2 separate regions of the Mus musculus genome follow, and region 2 is linked to region 1. A link is a loop called in an ENCODE intact Hi-C map of the cell type or tissue named here. Cell type or tissue: heart. All regions are shown on one strand.

Region 1 (8,000 bases):
GTAATGAATTGGAGGCTAATCTGGGCTACATGAAACTCTGTTTAAAAAAAAAGAAAGAGCAGAGCATAGTGAGGCACACCTTTAATCCCAGTATTCAGTGGGCAGAGGCAGACAGATACCTGAGTTCAAGGTCAGCCTGATCTACATTGTGGGTTCCAGGCCAGCCAAGGCTGCACTGTAAGACTCTGTCTCAAACAAACAAAACACCACAGTAAAAGTTCACAGAACTCAGGAAAGCATTTATTCCCCCTTGCTGGTTTACAATAAATCCAGTTCAGGAATAAACAAACAATGAAGGGACACAGGGCAGGCTGAGTGGAGCGGGGTGAAGGCGCTCCTGAATCTGTTCTGTCCAGCACTGCATACTCCATGATGTGTGCAGGGACTGTCCTTAAAGGCCGCTCGCTCCCCACTCCTGCATTCCCGGCTGTGGGAGCTGGATGGATGGGACCAAGTGTTCCAGTCCTCTCATTACTCTCATGACTGGATTCTTCCTGTGACTGCCCGGCCAGAGACTGCACGCACATACGCACGCGCATACACAAATGTGTATTTTAAGGTTTTATTATTGTTGTTGGCATTCTTGGGTGTCATGGTGCACGTGTGGAGGTCAGAGGGCAGTTTTCAGGAGTCAGTTCTTTTTCCACATTAGTGATGCTGCCTGGTTGCATACTTCAGGCTGGTTAGCCTGTAAACTTCCGGGCAGCTCCCCCGTCGGAGTGCTGGAATTACAGATGTGAGCCTCTGCATTCAGCTTTGTGTCATTCCAGGGATTGATCTGAGGTCCTCAAGCTTGCAGTCAGTTAGCTGCTGAGCCAGCTTGCTGCCATTTGTAATTTTTTTAAGGCAAGATCTCACACTGTATCCTGGACTAGCATTCACAATCATCCTTCTGCATCCGGTTCCTAGGTGGTGAGATTATGGGTAAGTGTCATTCTACCCAGCCAAACATAGCTTTCTTTATGTTTTATAGTTTACCACGTCTGCAGTCCAATACTGTAGCTGCTGATTTTTATTTTCCCCATGAAATGTAAAATAGCAGTGCTGCTTGTGGCTGTCATAGGCGCAGTAGAGCCCTCTCCCATTACACACAGGAGCAAATGAAAGCATGTGTGAGGAAGGTAATGAAGACTGCCCTGAATCCACCTCAGTTGTTCAGATAGCTCTGGGCCTAGTACAGTGTCGGAGAGATACTGGACATCAGTGAGTCTTATTTCGTAAACACATGAGTTCAAGTCCCAGCTCAGGCATTTACCAGTTTCTTGACTTGGGAAAATCACTTGGTTTTGAGTCTTCAGTTTCTTCGTTTGTGGAATGGGATGATGTGCATATCTTAGACTCTGGTTATTTGATCAATAGAACTGTCTTCCATCCATCCTTGATCCATTTTTGCCTGCAATATCGTGTTAGTGAATGTCTGACCGTTTCTAATCCCAAGGGAGAAAGGGCGTGAAAACACTAACTTCTCTGCAAGTGTAATTGTCACACGCCATTCACTGGAGACTCGAGCAGTACCCCAGAGATCAGGCAGAGTTCCTTCTGCCGAGCTCTGGCTGTACCTGGCCTCTTGTGAATTGGCAAGTTTACCTTCTTTTTCTCTTACCAGTGGAAGCTGTGAAAGAGATTAACGTTGAGTCTAAAACAGTGGAGAGACATTCTAGGCAGTGGTAATAAGCACTTATGTGTGCTTGCGCTCTCTCTCTCTCTCTCTCTCTCTCTCTCTCTCTCTCTCAGTGTCAGGGCTGTGTTCTTTTCTCCTCGTGCTGACAGACATTCAGTTGGGACTCACTCTGTTTAAGTGTCATGTTGAGTTTATTGAACATGATGATGGATTTGATGCCCTTTGGGCATTTGTGGCTTCACGTCAGGAATGCAGGCCCAGGAGCCGAGAGTAAAGCTGGGTGGAACAGTGCTCACCTCAGGATTCAGTCTTCAGAGGAAAGTAAGACGTTTATGTGTCTGCGTGTGGAGAATCTGCTAGAGTAGACCGACAAGCTGCTCAGCGCACGCCTTTAACCTCAGCACTTGAGAGGCAGAGGCAGGCGGATTTCTGAGTTTGAGTCCAGCCTGGTCTACAGAGTGAGTTCCAGGACAGCCAGGGCTACAGAGAAACCCAGTCTCAAAAAATACAAAAGCCCTGGATGCATGATTATACCCAGTTTGGAGATTATATGTGACCTAATTAAAAACATAGCTTATATCTACATTGTATGGACATATGTACGCAGTAAGCATTTTGGAGAAGAAATGCCAATCCATAGAATCATCTGTCTTAGATGTAAGAGACCCATTGGCCACAGATAAAGAAAATGGTAGCTTCTAATAGAAGCTCAAATAGAAGGGATAAACACCTGAATTTCAGGCCTGTACAACAAATACTCGTGTGTGTGTGTGTGTGTGTGTGTGTGTGTGTGTGTGTGTGTGTGAGCAAGTTTGTTAGGAGGAGACTCTTCAGCAGCCAGATGAGGGAGTGCTTGTCCACAAGTGCACTTAGAGTCTGAGTCAGGCCTCACAAGTTTGAGGCCAGCGTGGCTCATATAGTGAGAACCTGTCTCAAAAACAAAACTAAGAAGTCTCTTAACTTACTGAAAATAAGTGAAAGAGTGTCTGTAATATTGCTTTCAACAAAGCAAAAGCTCTTAGGGAGGAAAGGGGGGTTCGAGTTTGTTTGTTTGTTTATTTTTAGAGACAGTGTTTCTCTGTGTAGCCCTGGCTTTCTGAAACTCAGTCTGTAGTCTAGGTTGGCCTGGGACTCTTAAGATCCATGTGCCTCTTTCTCTCAAGTGCATGTGCCTGCCAGGAAAGGGTTTATTCAGCCTACATCTCTCAGGTCACATTCTGTCACTGAGGGAACTCAAGGCAGGAACTTGGTAGCAGGAACTGAAGCAGAGGCCATGGAGGAGTGCTGCTTGCTGGCTTGCTCCTTGTGGCTCTCTCAGCCTTCTCTCTTACAGCATCCAGGACCACCTGGCTGGATCCATATGTCAGTGTGTTGGGGACATTTTCATGTTAAGGTTCCCTCTTCTCAAATGACTAGCTGGTGTTAAGTTGACAGAAAACTAGCCAGCACAGATACTATATCTGTTGTTAGCATTTTTCGAGTAATTCCTTAACATTTTAAAGATGCACTTTTAAGCATTTGTCGTCACACTATGTAACTTTGTATTGTACTTTATTTTGCCATGGGAAATGCTGTATATTCACAGTACTGTACACATTTTCACTATAAGATAAGTCGCTGGCATGTTTGGCTGGCTCTTCTGGCACCAGCCTGGGATTAATGCAGTTGCCGTGCTTGTGTTGGGTGTTAGTTTGCTTCTAGATTCTCCTGTCATGATGCATTGTGCCAGCATGGCAGCCTGCATCTGTAGCCCCAGCTACTCAAGCAACTAAGGCAAGTAGATGAGTCTGCATGGTTAACGGTCAGCTGGGTGCACAGCACAATCCAGCCTGATTATTTTCTTGGGCAGGATTCCTAGGTGTAGTTATAATGAGACTGACAGCCAGGACTGGTGCAAAGGGGCAGACCCGTGTTTTTGGCTGATATTGCAAGCCAAGGACTTCTAGTTTCTTCCTCGGCTAGTATCAGATGTATCAGGTATTTATGTTTTGTTTTGCCTTTAAAGAAGGGATCTCCATTCATAGCCTCGAGCTCTGACCTCTCCCGCCTGCTTGGATTACAGATGATTTAGCTCAGACTCTTGATCTGTGTTTACTTTTTCCTGGCAGACTCCTGCCACCTACTGGTCAGGCTGCATATTTACAGCATTTTGTAGTTAGTGGTTTGTATCTCTACCCAACCAGCCAATTGCTATGGTCAGGAGGATGGAGTTCCTTGGTTGACTAGACTGTCTTGGGCCCGCAGCAGGGAATTACCTTGGAATATAGAAAGAAGGTTGTTCTCTAAAGTAATTCACCTTCAACAGCAGGAAAGGGGCATTCTAAAATTATTTAAGGGGCCGGAGAGATGGCTTGGTTGTTAAGAGCATGTAGATTGTTGTTTTTGTGCTTTGTGGGGGTTTTGTTGTTGTTGTTGCTTTGGTTTTTCGAGACAGGGTCTTACTCTGTAGCCCTGGCTGTCCTGGAACTCCATCTGTAGACCAGGCTGGCTTTGAACTCAGAGCTCTGCCTGCCTCTGCCTCCTTTGGCCATGTTTTTTTTTTTTTTTTTTTAAGATTTATTTATTTATTTATTATATGTAAGTACACTGTAGCTGTCCTCAGACACTCCAGAAGAGAGAATCAGATCTTGTTACGGATGGTTGTGAGCCACCATGTGGTTGCTGGGATTTGAACTCTTGACCTTCGGAAGAGCAGTCGGGTGCTCTTACCCACTGAGCCATCTCACCAGCCTGCCTCTGCCTCCTAAGTGTGCCACTGCCCAGTGTGATTTGTGTTTTAAGACACCTCTCTCTCTCTCTGTAACCTAGGCTGACCTGGAACTCACTACGTAGACCTTGAACCCACAGAGATCCACTTGCCCCCACCTCCCAAGAGCTGTGTATCTCTATGCCCAGCCAAAGTTAAAACTATTTAACATTTAAAATTTATTTTGTGGTGCTGCAGAAGACATACATGTTAAATGCCTGTGCTGCTTTCCTTCCCAGACTTCTCATTTTTGATAGTTATTGATACGTAACTTCTAAAAGTTAATTCTAACTTAATAATGTTTCTTATTTTTCTGTTTTCACCAATATTGGTTATTGTTTTTCTAAACATTGTTGCCAGTTTAATGTTGAAAATAGTACTATGGGGCTGGTGAGATGGCTCAGCAGTTAAGAGCACTGACTACTCTTCCAAAGGTCCCAAGTTCAAATCCCAGCAACCACATGGTGGCTCACAACCATCCGTGACGAGATCTGACGCCCTCATCTGGTGTGTCTGAAGACAACTACAGTGTACTTACATATAATAAAGAAATAAATCTTAAAAAAAAAAAAGAAGAAGAAAATAGTACTATGCCAGGGTATGTGGCACAGACCTGTAGTTGAGATCTGTAGCCAAGGTTACATATGTAGTGAGAACCTTTTTTTAAAAAAGTACTTTTTCTATTTTTTTCACTTAACATCAACTGTAATTATTTTCTGTAACTAATTTAAATGGTTGCTTCCTTTTCCATTTGACTGATTTACCATCGTTTGTCAAGATGTTCTCCAATTATTAGTTATTAAAGTGGATTTGGAATTCTGCTGTTCTTTTTGTTTTGAAACTGGGTTCAGTCTGTAACCCAGACTGCCTTGAATTCACTATGGAGACCAGGGTGGTCTCACAGGTGTGATCCTCCTGTCTTAGTTTTTTGAGTACTGGACTAACAAGTATGAGCCGCTGTATACAATTCTTTCTTAAATTTACTTACTGTATTATTTTATGCAAATGAGTATTTTGCCTGCATATATGGGGAACATGTGCATATCTGGTGCCTTCAGAAGTCAGAAGAAAGCATGGCTCCCCTAGGGACTGGAGTTAGAGATGGTTGTGAGCCGTCATGTGGTGCTGGGACTCAAACCTGCCTTTGCAAGAGCAAGTGCTCTTTTTTTTTTTTTTTAAATTATATTTTCTGTGCATTGCATGAATGCACAGAATGTGTTTTGCGTATATGTCTGTATGAGGATGTTGGATCCCTTGGAACTGAAGCTAGAGACAATTGTGAGCTGCCATGTGGGTGCTGGCAATTGAACCGGGGTCTGGAAGGGCAGCCAGTGCTCTCAACCACTGAACCATCTCTCCAGTCCCGGAAATAAGTGCTCTTAACTGCTGAGCCATTTCTCCAACCCCAATTCTTAATTTTGTTTTTGATTTTGTTTTCCAGACAGGGCTTCTCTGTGTAGTCCTGGCTCTCCTGGAACTCAGAGAATCCCCTTTCCTCTGCCTCCTAGGTTCTGGGATAAAAGGCGTGGGCTGCTGCCACCGTCACCACCAGCATCACTAGCAGCAGCAAGAGGCTACAGTTCTTCATTTTTAACATTCATAGATAGTAATACCTACAGTGTTTTTGCTCCTGGGTGCTTTGCCTCTATTGATGTTTTTTCTTTGGGAACAATTCCAGAGATTTTTCTAGCAAAGGTCTGAAGGCCTTGGTCAGGGGTGGAAGCATGTGACTGGCGTGTGTCAGGTCTGAAGAATAAAGGATCAGCACTACAGAAGGAAGCCCTTGCTTTGAAAGGATTTACCAACTTGTATTTCTATCTACACTGTGGGAGTGGGGCTGGGAAGACGGCTCAGCAGTTAAGCGCAATTGGTGCTCTTGCAGGGGACCAGAGTTTGGTTCCCAGCACCCATGTTGGCTGCTCACCACGGCCTGTAACTCCAGCTCCTGGGGCTCTGATGTCTCCCCTGGCCTCTGCAGGCACCTGCACATAAAGACACACACACACAGACACTCCTGGCATATAGACACTATACACATAGTTAGAAATCTTTTGAGGAACTGGAGGTGTAAACTCAGTCGCAGGATGGACACCTAGCATATAGGGGGCTCCGTTTCAATCCCTGGTACCATAGAAAACAGAACTCAGCTCAGTCTTCATGTGGTTGCTGTCATTGTGTTACATATTTTTAGTTTTCCTCCTATCTCTTGGTGCTAGGAATGGAATCCCCAGCCTGGTCATACAAAGCAGTTCCACTGCTGAGCTCTTCTCTATCTGAGCAGTTATTGAACCAACGTTGACTGGCACTGGAGAGACAGCTCAGTGGTTCAGAACACTCGCTATGCTTTCAGAGGACCAAGATTGGATTCCCAGCACCCTGTGACAGCTCACAGCTGTCTGTAACTCCGGTCCCAGAAGGTCTCTTCTGGCCTCTTTGGGTGGTAGCCACACATGATGTACAGACATCTACGCAGGCAAAACACCCATGCACATAAAGTAAAGTAAAATTTAAGCAGGGTTGGTTGGTTGACTGGGTTAAAGGCTGATCTTAAATTGTTTTAGTTTGTAGTTTTAATCTATATAAAATGTTCATTAGAAGTTTAAAAATTCCCTGTTATAGCCTGCCTTTCCTACCTGTGCATTTGGAGTACAAATGTGTGTTTTTCTTTCTCACCTCAGGTCTGGTCCATCGAACTCACATGTCGTCCTGTCGAGTGGATAAGCCTTCTGAGATAGTAGATGTTGGAGACAAAGTGTGGGTGAAGCTGATTGGCCGAGAGGTAAAGTGTCCTGCCCCTTCGCGTGGTTGAAAGGCTTATAAAATGCTGGGCTTTCATTGGAGTTCATAACGGTGTGTAAACGTTCGTGATGGCTGACGTCCTTATTTTTAAATCTTGTCCCAGTCATCTGTCTTGAGTTTGAATCTTCTGGTTGTCTGTCCTGCGGGCCTGGGAGAAAGAACATGAAGTGCAGAAGTGTAGTGGGGGAGTGTGTGTTCATGGGACTCTCCTCCTGAGGCTTAGATAGAAAAGAGCCAGAGATGGAGATTTACTCTTTAGCTTAGCTTCAGAGAGCACTTGTCACGTGTACTTCATCTTAGGCCGGAAGGAAAAAGACACACAACTTGCAGCCATTTCTCCTAGAGTAGATGGGCAGCTCGGGCATGGGGGTGCATGCCTTCCGTGGGCTACGAGGGAATGGCAGGCAGAAAGCCAGGGACACTAGTAGGAATCTGAAAACTGTTGAGTGCTTCCACGTGTTAGGTTCTGTAGCTGTAAGACGGAGCCAGAGCTGAATGTGGTGTCATACTTCTGTTACTTTAGCATCCAGGAGGCTGAGGCAGGAGAGTGTGTGTATGTCTACTGTCTGCCTGTCCACTCATGCAGGCCACAGTGTGTGTGGAGATCAGAGGACAGCTTGCTGCAGTCTCCTCTCTCCCTGCACCATGTGAATTCTGGGAATTGAACTCACGATGTTAGGCTTGACAGCAGGCACCTTCACCCACTGAGCCATTTCACTGGCCCCTCCAAGATAGGAATGGATGAAGACCATTTCCTGTACCTCTTCAGCCGTTACGTCTGCCCTTTTTACTTCTTGTACACCCCCCCCCCACACACACACACCCGTGTTCTTA
Region 2 (8,000 bases), 550 kb before region 1:
TTGCTGAGATGGGGAAATCACTCCTCCCCAAGGACGAGCCCACAATAGCCATACAATCCCAGGTGCTCATCCCTGAAATCATGTATGTATATAACAATAATCATCAAAGGGGGAAAAGCCATGAATCTGAGAGAGTGGGGCGGGGCCATAGGAGAGGTTGAAGCAAGGGAATGTAGGAGGAGTTGGAGGGAGGAAAGAGAAGAGAGAAATGATGTAATGATATTTTAGCTAGGGCTGGAGAGATGGCTCAGTGGTTAAGAGCACTGACTCCTCTTCCAGAGGTCCTAAATTCAATTCCCAGCAACTATGTGGTGGCTCACAGTAATGGGATCCGATGCCCTCCCTCATCTGGTGTGTCTGAAGACAGCGACAGTGTACTCACATAAAATATATAAATAAGCACTTGCGAGGCAGAGGCAGGTGGATTTCTGAGTTCGAGGCCAGCCTGGTCTACAGAGTGAGTTCCAGGACAGCCAGGGCTACACAGAGAAACCCTGTCTCGAAAAAAAAAAACATAAATAAATAAATAAATATTAATAATAATATTTAACTAAACATTTTAAATGTTTATTAAGAAAAAGTTAAAATGCACGAGCACTGCAAAGTCATAAAACATAAGAAGATGGAGAACTACAGACAAAGGTGTCAAACATCTCCTCTCCTCTCGCTTCTGCATGCACACACACACACACACACACACACACACACACACACGTAAACATATAGGAGGTTCTGGCATCCTCTTACAACACAGATAAGCCTTGAGGTTTAAGCAAACTAAATGCACTACGTGACTCCAGTCATGAAGTCCCCAGAGTGGACACTCACAGAGACAGAGCAGAAGCAATGGCTGCCAGGAAGTGGGTAGGCGTGTGAGGTGTTCTGGGGATGCAGACTGGTGACAGTCTCCCAACGAGGAGAGCGTGCTGGATGCTGCTCAACTATGCGTGAACGACAGATAAATGGATATTCTCAGGTTATACATCTTGTTACTAACATTTTTTAACTAAAAATCAGTAAAACAGTTCTGGGGACCTGGGGGGCTTGGGACTGGAAGCCTGGGGACCTAGAGACCTGGGGACCTGGGGACCTGGGGACCTGGTAGGCTGGGGACCTGGGGACCTGGAGACCTGGGGGCCTGAGGACCTGGGACCCTGGTAATCTAGAGCCTGTTATTTAGGACCTGGGGGTCTAGGGCCCTGACTCAGTTGAACGAGTGCCACCTAGTGTCACATTTTTTTGTCAGCCTGACACAGACCTACACACCAGGGGAAAGGGAACCGTCAACTGAGAAATTGCCTGCAGGCAAGTCTGGGAGGCATTTTCCTGATTGTTGATAGATGTAGGAGAACCTAGCCCACTGTGGGCGGCACCACACCTAGGCGGTGCGTAAGGAAAGTGGCAGAGTGATGCATGAAGAGCAAGCCAGTGAGCTGCACTCCTCCATGGTCTGTGCTTCAGTTCCTGCCTCCAGGGTCCTCCCTTGAGCTCCTGCCTTGGCTTCCCTGACTGATGGACGGTGACTTGTAAACCAAATAAACCCTTTCTTGCCCATGCTGCTTTGGGTAGAGGCTTCACCACAGGAACAGAGAGCCATTAGGACACACAGCACACCAAGCTCAGTGTCCAATCCCCAACACAATGTAGTGGTATCCACAGGGCATGGTGTCCACAGCACACAGGAGAAGAAAGCAAGAGGTTAACCTACGCTACATATTGAGTTTAAGGGCAGCCTGGACTACATGAGACCCTGACTCAAAGGGGGTGGGGGAAGTATTGAACTCAGGCTAGTAACAGTCTTCTAAGAAAACAAAGGATCTTTCGAGTAGAACTGTTATATACTTTCCCTTGGAACCAGAGACCCTAGGAGTCCTTCATTTGTTTGTTTGGTTGGTTGGTTTTGTTTTCCCAGACAGGGTTTTTCAGAAAGCAACCCTGGCTGTCTTGGAGTCCTGGACTAGCTTTGTAAACCAGGCTGGCCTCAAACTCACAGAGATCTGCCTGCCTCTGCCTCCTGAGGGCTGAGATTAAATGCATGAGCCACCACACCTGGCTTTGGACGTCTGTAGAAGGGCAGTGTCTCTAGACACTTTCCCTGTTGCTATGATAAAAAATACTCTGACAAATGTAAACTGAGGGACAAAGGTGTTATTTAGCTCGAAGTTCCAGCTTACAACCCATGGAGGCAAGACACCACATTGCATCCTCAGTCAAGAAGCATCGCACCACAGAGACAGAACGGATGCCAGAGCTTAGCTTGCTGTCTCCATCTTGTACAGTTCAGGGTCCCCTGCCCTTCCAGTGGTCCCATCATAATTAAGATGTGTCTTACCTCATTAATTAACATAATCAAGATAGCTCTCCACACGGAGAGACCCAGAAGTCCATCTCTCAGACAATTCCAGATTCTGTCAAGTTGACAATATCAGAACAGATTGAAGCTGAGCAGATCACACCCATCAGTGTGGGCTCTCACGCAGGGATGACCATGCTGAGTTCCGAGGAACAAAGGTTTCCACCAAACAAGAAAGGAAGTCCCAACCAGGGCCTTGGCTTGGAAGGCGCAGGAGCGATAGCAGGCTTTCAGGAGCTTACTTCTACCTACCTTCCCCCAAGCAAGGAAAGAAAACAGGATTTGTCCAGGCGAGAGGATTTGGCCACCGGGGCCAGGCAATACCAAGGAACGGCCACCAGAGGGCAGCAGGTCTCTGCTTTTAAACTGTGGTAGAGAAGATTAAAAAGGTGTGCCCGAGAGTACTCTTCCTGGCAATGTGGGTTGTCAAACTAGGCAAGCGCTTAGAACCGGAGCCCTTGTTCCAGAAGTGGGGCCCCGGGAATAGATGGCTCCCAGACACAGCTGAAACGAGACACAGCATGCATGCCTACATCTGTCCTTTCCTCTACCCTGCAGGGAGCTCAGCCCAGATGGAAGCCCATGTGAAGGAAGGCAAAGAGAGACTGAGAAGGTGACAACGGCACCCACATGTACCCAATGCCGCTGTGGTATGGGGAAACTGAGGCATGCGTTGGCGATAAAGCACCCAAGGTCGTCTGCATCCCTCCTGAGCATGTCAAGCTTCAATGTGGGTGCCCCGAAGCCTCTGCCCCCTCCGGGGCATATTTAGAAACCGTGACATAGCTGTGGTCATGGCTCACAGACCTGCTGAAGGCCATTGATTAAGGACAGGGTCCTTATCAGGCAAAGTCAGCCCATAGTGGGTCCATGGAGAATGGACACTCTAGAGCGTCCTTGCGGCCCTTCCTGGAGGCAGCTGAGATATGGCTTAGGCCCTTTTTGGATTAGGAGCCGTGTGACTTTGGGTGTTTGGAGGTGCACAATAATAAGTCACAAGGTTCCTCCATTTCTACATCTAAAACATGGCCACAGAACACAGACCCACCTTGAAGGAGGCTGAAAAGGTACCGAAGACCCCGGCTTTCCCATCCAGGACTAAGAACACACACAGGGCTTACTCAACTGGTCTTAGGGAAGGAGACACCCTGACCTGGCTCTCTCCTCCCGCCTGGAAAGGAAAACGGGATGGAGACTCTGAACAGAGGTGAAGCTAAGAGTCACTGACTGCCAGCCCTTTAATGGAGAGCAAAGCCTTGGGGATTCCAGCAGCTGGCTGACTGGGCACACGGGAGCTGACCCACACACACCCCAACATTTCACGTCTCCCCTCCTCGCACCTGCACAGATGGACATTCCACCATTGTGGACCCCTTCCTTTATATGTGGATTGAAGAAACTCTCCAGGTAATGGGCCATCTCTCTGAGAAGCTCCTAAAGCCATCATAAATGGCTAAGTGTCTTGGAGGGTGACATCACCTGAGCTGTGGTCAGCTCTGGTCCCTGGGAGCGGGTAGGGGAAGAATGATGAGCATGTGTGCACACACACATATACACACTCACACATACATATATACACACACACATGAATGCATACACATACACACACATACACATATACACACACACATATATACACACACACATGAATGCATACACATACACACATATACACACATACACACATGCACACACATACATATATACAAACACACATATATACACATACACATGAATGCATACACATACACACATACACACATATACACACATACACACACATGCACACACATACACGCACAAGTGCACACACATATACACATACACACACATACATACCCCACCCCACAACACACACACACACACACACACACACACGAGACTAGCAGAAGGGCTCAGAAAGAGAAGCCTCCTCCAAAAGGGGTCCCAAGGCTTGCTGGGGGCAGGGTAGGGGATGAGCTGACAAGGCTCATGGAGAACCCAGCAGGAGTTGGGGGAAGAAGCCTTCTGTAATAGTAGCAACATCCATGAAGCAATAATGTCCCAGGAGCCCAGGCTCCATCTGTCTCTCAGATGGTCCATGAGTCCATGGACAGATAACCCCAGTGGTTGCTTCCTGGCCTCCAAGAGGCCTTTTGTCTGATGAGCACCAGAGATCACTTCCTGTCCCACTTGGGCCAGATCAAATTGTAGAGACTGTCCCAAACAAAGAGCCTCACAGGCCAGAGAAGCCTGGTGGTTGGGGATATGCCCACTGACACAGCCTCCTGCTGGGGTAGCCCTGGGGGCCCACACAGCCTGGCAGAGATCAGAGACAGCAGGGACAGAGGCCATGACCCTACTAGAGGCCAGAGGAGCCAAGATAAGGGGCAACAGGAAGGGGTGTAGGAGGGGGTGTACACAGATCAAAGGCCTCCAAAGGCCACTCTGCAGAAGCCAGAAGGCATTTGAAAATAAAGAGTACTCACAGTTCCCCAGCAGCTTCCGGTCAGCTGTTGACAGGCTCAGCTCCAGTTTGCTCTAGGCACGCACACGTGCACACACACGCACGAACGAATGCATGCATGCATGACCCCACCCATGCCACTCCACAACCCATGGCTGCCACTTCCCTTGCTCCCTGAACCTTTGCTCTAGAGACGTCCCTAAAGCCTGACCCCTGACTCTGGTGCCCAGAGGGCTTCTGTCTCCGTTTGGAGGCTTCAGGCCCTGTCTCTGATGCTCTCGTCAGAGTCATCCTGTCCAGCTGTTCCAGGGTGCATAGCCAAGCCCTGACCTGGGATGAGTGGCTTCCTGGCAGCAGGTGGCACTGGGAACAACTGTCCTGATGACTGCGCAGTTACCCTGGGTCTTGCTCCAGCTTCCTGGCCCTCTTTGGCAACCTGCTGTGCCTCCGTCCTCTCCCCCCCCCCCCCAACCCCTGGCCTTTGACTCTCTGCCAGGGAAGGTTTCTGTCTCAGGCTTTACCTGCCCTCTTGCCACCCCACAGGCAAAGCCCCTGTCACCTGTCACCTGCAGCTTCCCAAGAAGATCTCTCTGCCATTCTTGCTGCCCCACCCTGGATTTCTAACCTATCTTATCACGCCTCTCTTGACCCCTCCAGTCTCTCTCCTTAACCCTTGTCCCCTGGAATCCAATCCCCTGGACCTATCTCCTTCCGTGTAAAAGCCAGTGAGCAGCCCATGAGGCTGTATAAGTGTCCTCCCCCTCCTCCTCTGCCTCCCCACTCTCCCCGGCACTCTGTCCAACTCCCCAGAACATTCTTTTTTTTTTTTTTAAAGATTTATTTATTTATTATATGTAAGTACACTGTAGCTGTCTTCAGATGAGGGCATCAGATCTTGTTACAGATGGTTGTGAGCCACCATGTGGTTGCTGGGATTTGAACTCCGGACCTTTGGAAGAGCAGTCGGGTGCTCTTACCCACTGAGCCATCTCACCAGCCCTCCCCAGAACATTCTAAACTCATGCCCACCACAGGGCCTTTGCATCTGCAGTCCTGCCTTTCTCAATGGTATGTATGATTTCCTCTCACATATCGGGTATTGGCTTAAAAGTCCCTCTTTCTCATAACCTCTCTGTAAACCATTAGAGAGAGAGAGAGAGAGAGAGAGAGAGAGAGAGAGAGAGAGAGAGGGAGGAAGGAAGGAAGGAAGGAAAAGGAAGGAAGGAAGGAAGGAAGGAAGGAAGGAAGGAAGGAAGGAAGGAAGGAAGGAAAAGGAAGGAAGGAAGGAAGGAAAAGGAAGGAAGGAAGGAAGGAAGGAAGGAAGGAAGGAAGGAAGGAAGGAAGGAAGGAAGGAAGGAAGAAAATGTTCCACATACATAGCACACCCTCCCTTCTTCCAGCTTAATTTTTCTCCACAACCTTCAGCACTGGCTGGCCCTGATACTGGTACCTCCTACCTCTCTGACCAATACTAGCTCATTGAGCAGGCCCCAAAAACAGAGCCAACAAAACAAAACAAAACAAAACAACAATAACAACAAAACAGTGAAGAATGGATCTGGGCAGAGTCCTGACTCAGAGCAGTGAGGCCTGGCAGGTGGGATGGGATGGGAAGGGAGAGGGGTCAGAGCTCACCTGCAAGTGAGGCCCCGGGGACACTCCCTGAGTTTAGGGCCGGGAAGTTCAGCACAGGGTTGGCAGTGTAGCGCGCCCATTCCTTCCTTCCCTTCGTTGTTGTTTTATAAGACAGAGTCTCGGGTATCTTTAGGAACCTGCTATGTTGCCAAGAACGACCTTGAATCCCCCTGCCTCCACCTCCCAAGTGCTGGGTTTCTAGGCACGCACAACCAACCGCCCTGGCTCTGGCAGTGCCAGGGACCCACTCTGGATTTCATGCACGCTGCCTTTGTGAGCCGCCTACCAACGGAGCTACCCTCCAGCTCCTCATTCAAACTTAATCCTGGAGGGACCAGGAGCCACTGAGAGACAAAGAGCAAGATGAAGGTGTGTTCCTCCTGACTGTAGTGTCCCTCTGCCCCTGCCCTAATACCGGAGTGGCCGTGGGTACGCCCGGTGTGCCCTGGAGCTCCGGGAAAGGCTGCTGAGCCACCGCCTGTCTCTGTGTGACCCTCTCCAAGTTTGGGTTCTACAGCCCTCCCAGGAAGGAAGAGCCCAGAGGGAACACTGAGGCCTCCACAGAGAAACAACTTACCTAGTCAAGACACACTATGTATCATTTGTAATTCTTGTTGATAGCTAGCAATTTGCATGGACTGACGAGAGTTTGGTAAGTTTTGGTTTTTGCTTTTTTGTTTTGTTTTGTTTTTTAAGGGGAGAATTTGGTGGGGTTTGTTTTGTTTTTTGCTTTTTTGGTTTGGTTTTTGTTTTGCTTTGCTTTGCTTTTTAAGGGGAGAGTTTGGGTTTCAGTCACCAGGATGTTAAAGGGTCAGCCTCAGGTACCTCTAGATCCAGCTGCAAACACCGGCTCAGCCTGGAGCAGTTGGCCCTCTGGGGAAGTCTCAAAGACTAACCCTGTGCCTACTGGGATGGGGCTGGAGAAAGGGACAGATGTGACCCCAAAGGAAAGTCAGAGTATTCACCCCAAAATAAGGGAACAGCAGCCACACCAGCACACAGCCCCCAAATCCTGGAGGAAGATTGTGTAAATAAGCATCCCCTAGAGGGTAGCGGGGCAGCCGGGGGCAGGCGGAGCGAGGAGGTGACCAGGCAACCATAATGGGCCCCTTGACAGGAGCTAATCAATCTCCTGGCTCCGTACCTCACACTCCCCCATCAGCGATTTGCTGAGGGAAACATCTGTCACTTTTCCAAGATGAATAACACACCAACACCATTATTAATGTGTTTTTAAGTGGTGTTTAGAATCCACTTCATTTTAAATAAAGCGACATGGCTCTCTCCTGACTGCTTAGTGCCCCAGAGGCCTGGTACAACATGGCTGCTGTGTCAGCAGTGTGACTCCCGGGTACTGTTCCCACATGTATGCACAGAGCCAAGGTCACAGGTGCCTGCCAAATGGTGGGAGAATGTGATGGAGCGAGCAAACCCAGCACCAGAGATCGAGGAGGGAATCTTAGTTAGGGTTTTACTGCTGTGAACAGACACCTCGGCCAAGGCAGCTCTTATAAGGACAACATTTAATTGGGGCTGGCTTACAGGTTCAGAGGTCCAGTCCATTAT

What was found. A loop is a pair of places that touch in the nucleus more often than their neighbours do. Peaks named below come from ENCODE experiments on the same cell type or tissue, not always from the same donor. Only the 100,000 strongest peaks of a DNase experiment are listed, where the experiment ranks them.
Region 2: it touches region 1 in a loop (2.6-fold over the local background); 2 of 42 quality-filtered maps call a loop at or near these places.

Annotation. Positions count from the first base shown.
Region 1 is chr4:130,337,630-130,345,629 of GRCm38, reverse strand. It overlaps Zcchc17 (zinc finger, CCHC domain containing 17), which reads left to right. Exons shown (of 8, transcript NM_153160.5): 4 at 7,046-7,146. Among named protein-coding and RNA genes, the nearest start is that of Zcchc17, 18 kb to the left of the region's middle. In heart, a CTCF peak has its summit at 3,745 (motif pointing left); no DNase peak of the experiment used is centred here.
Region 2 is chr4:130,887,124-130,895,123 of GRCm38, reverse strand. No RefSeq gene overlaps it. Among named protein-coding and RNA genes, the nearest start is that of Gm35294, 20 kb to the right of the region's middle. In heart, a CTCF peak has its summit at 1,241 (motif pointing left); DNase peaks (open chromatin) are centred at 2,713, 2,993, 4,463 and 4,833; H3K27ac peaks cover 947 bases.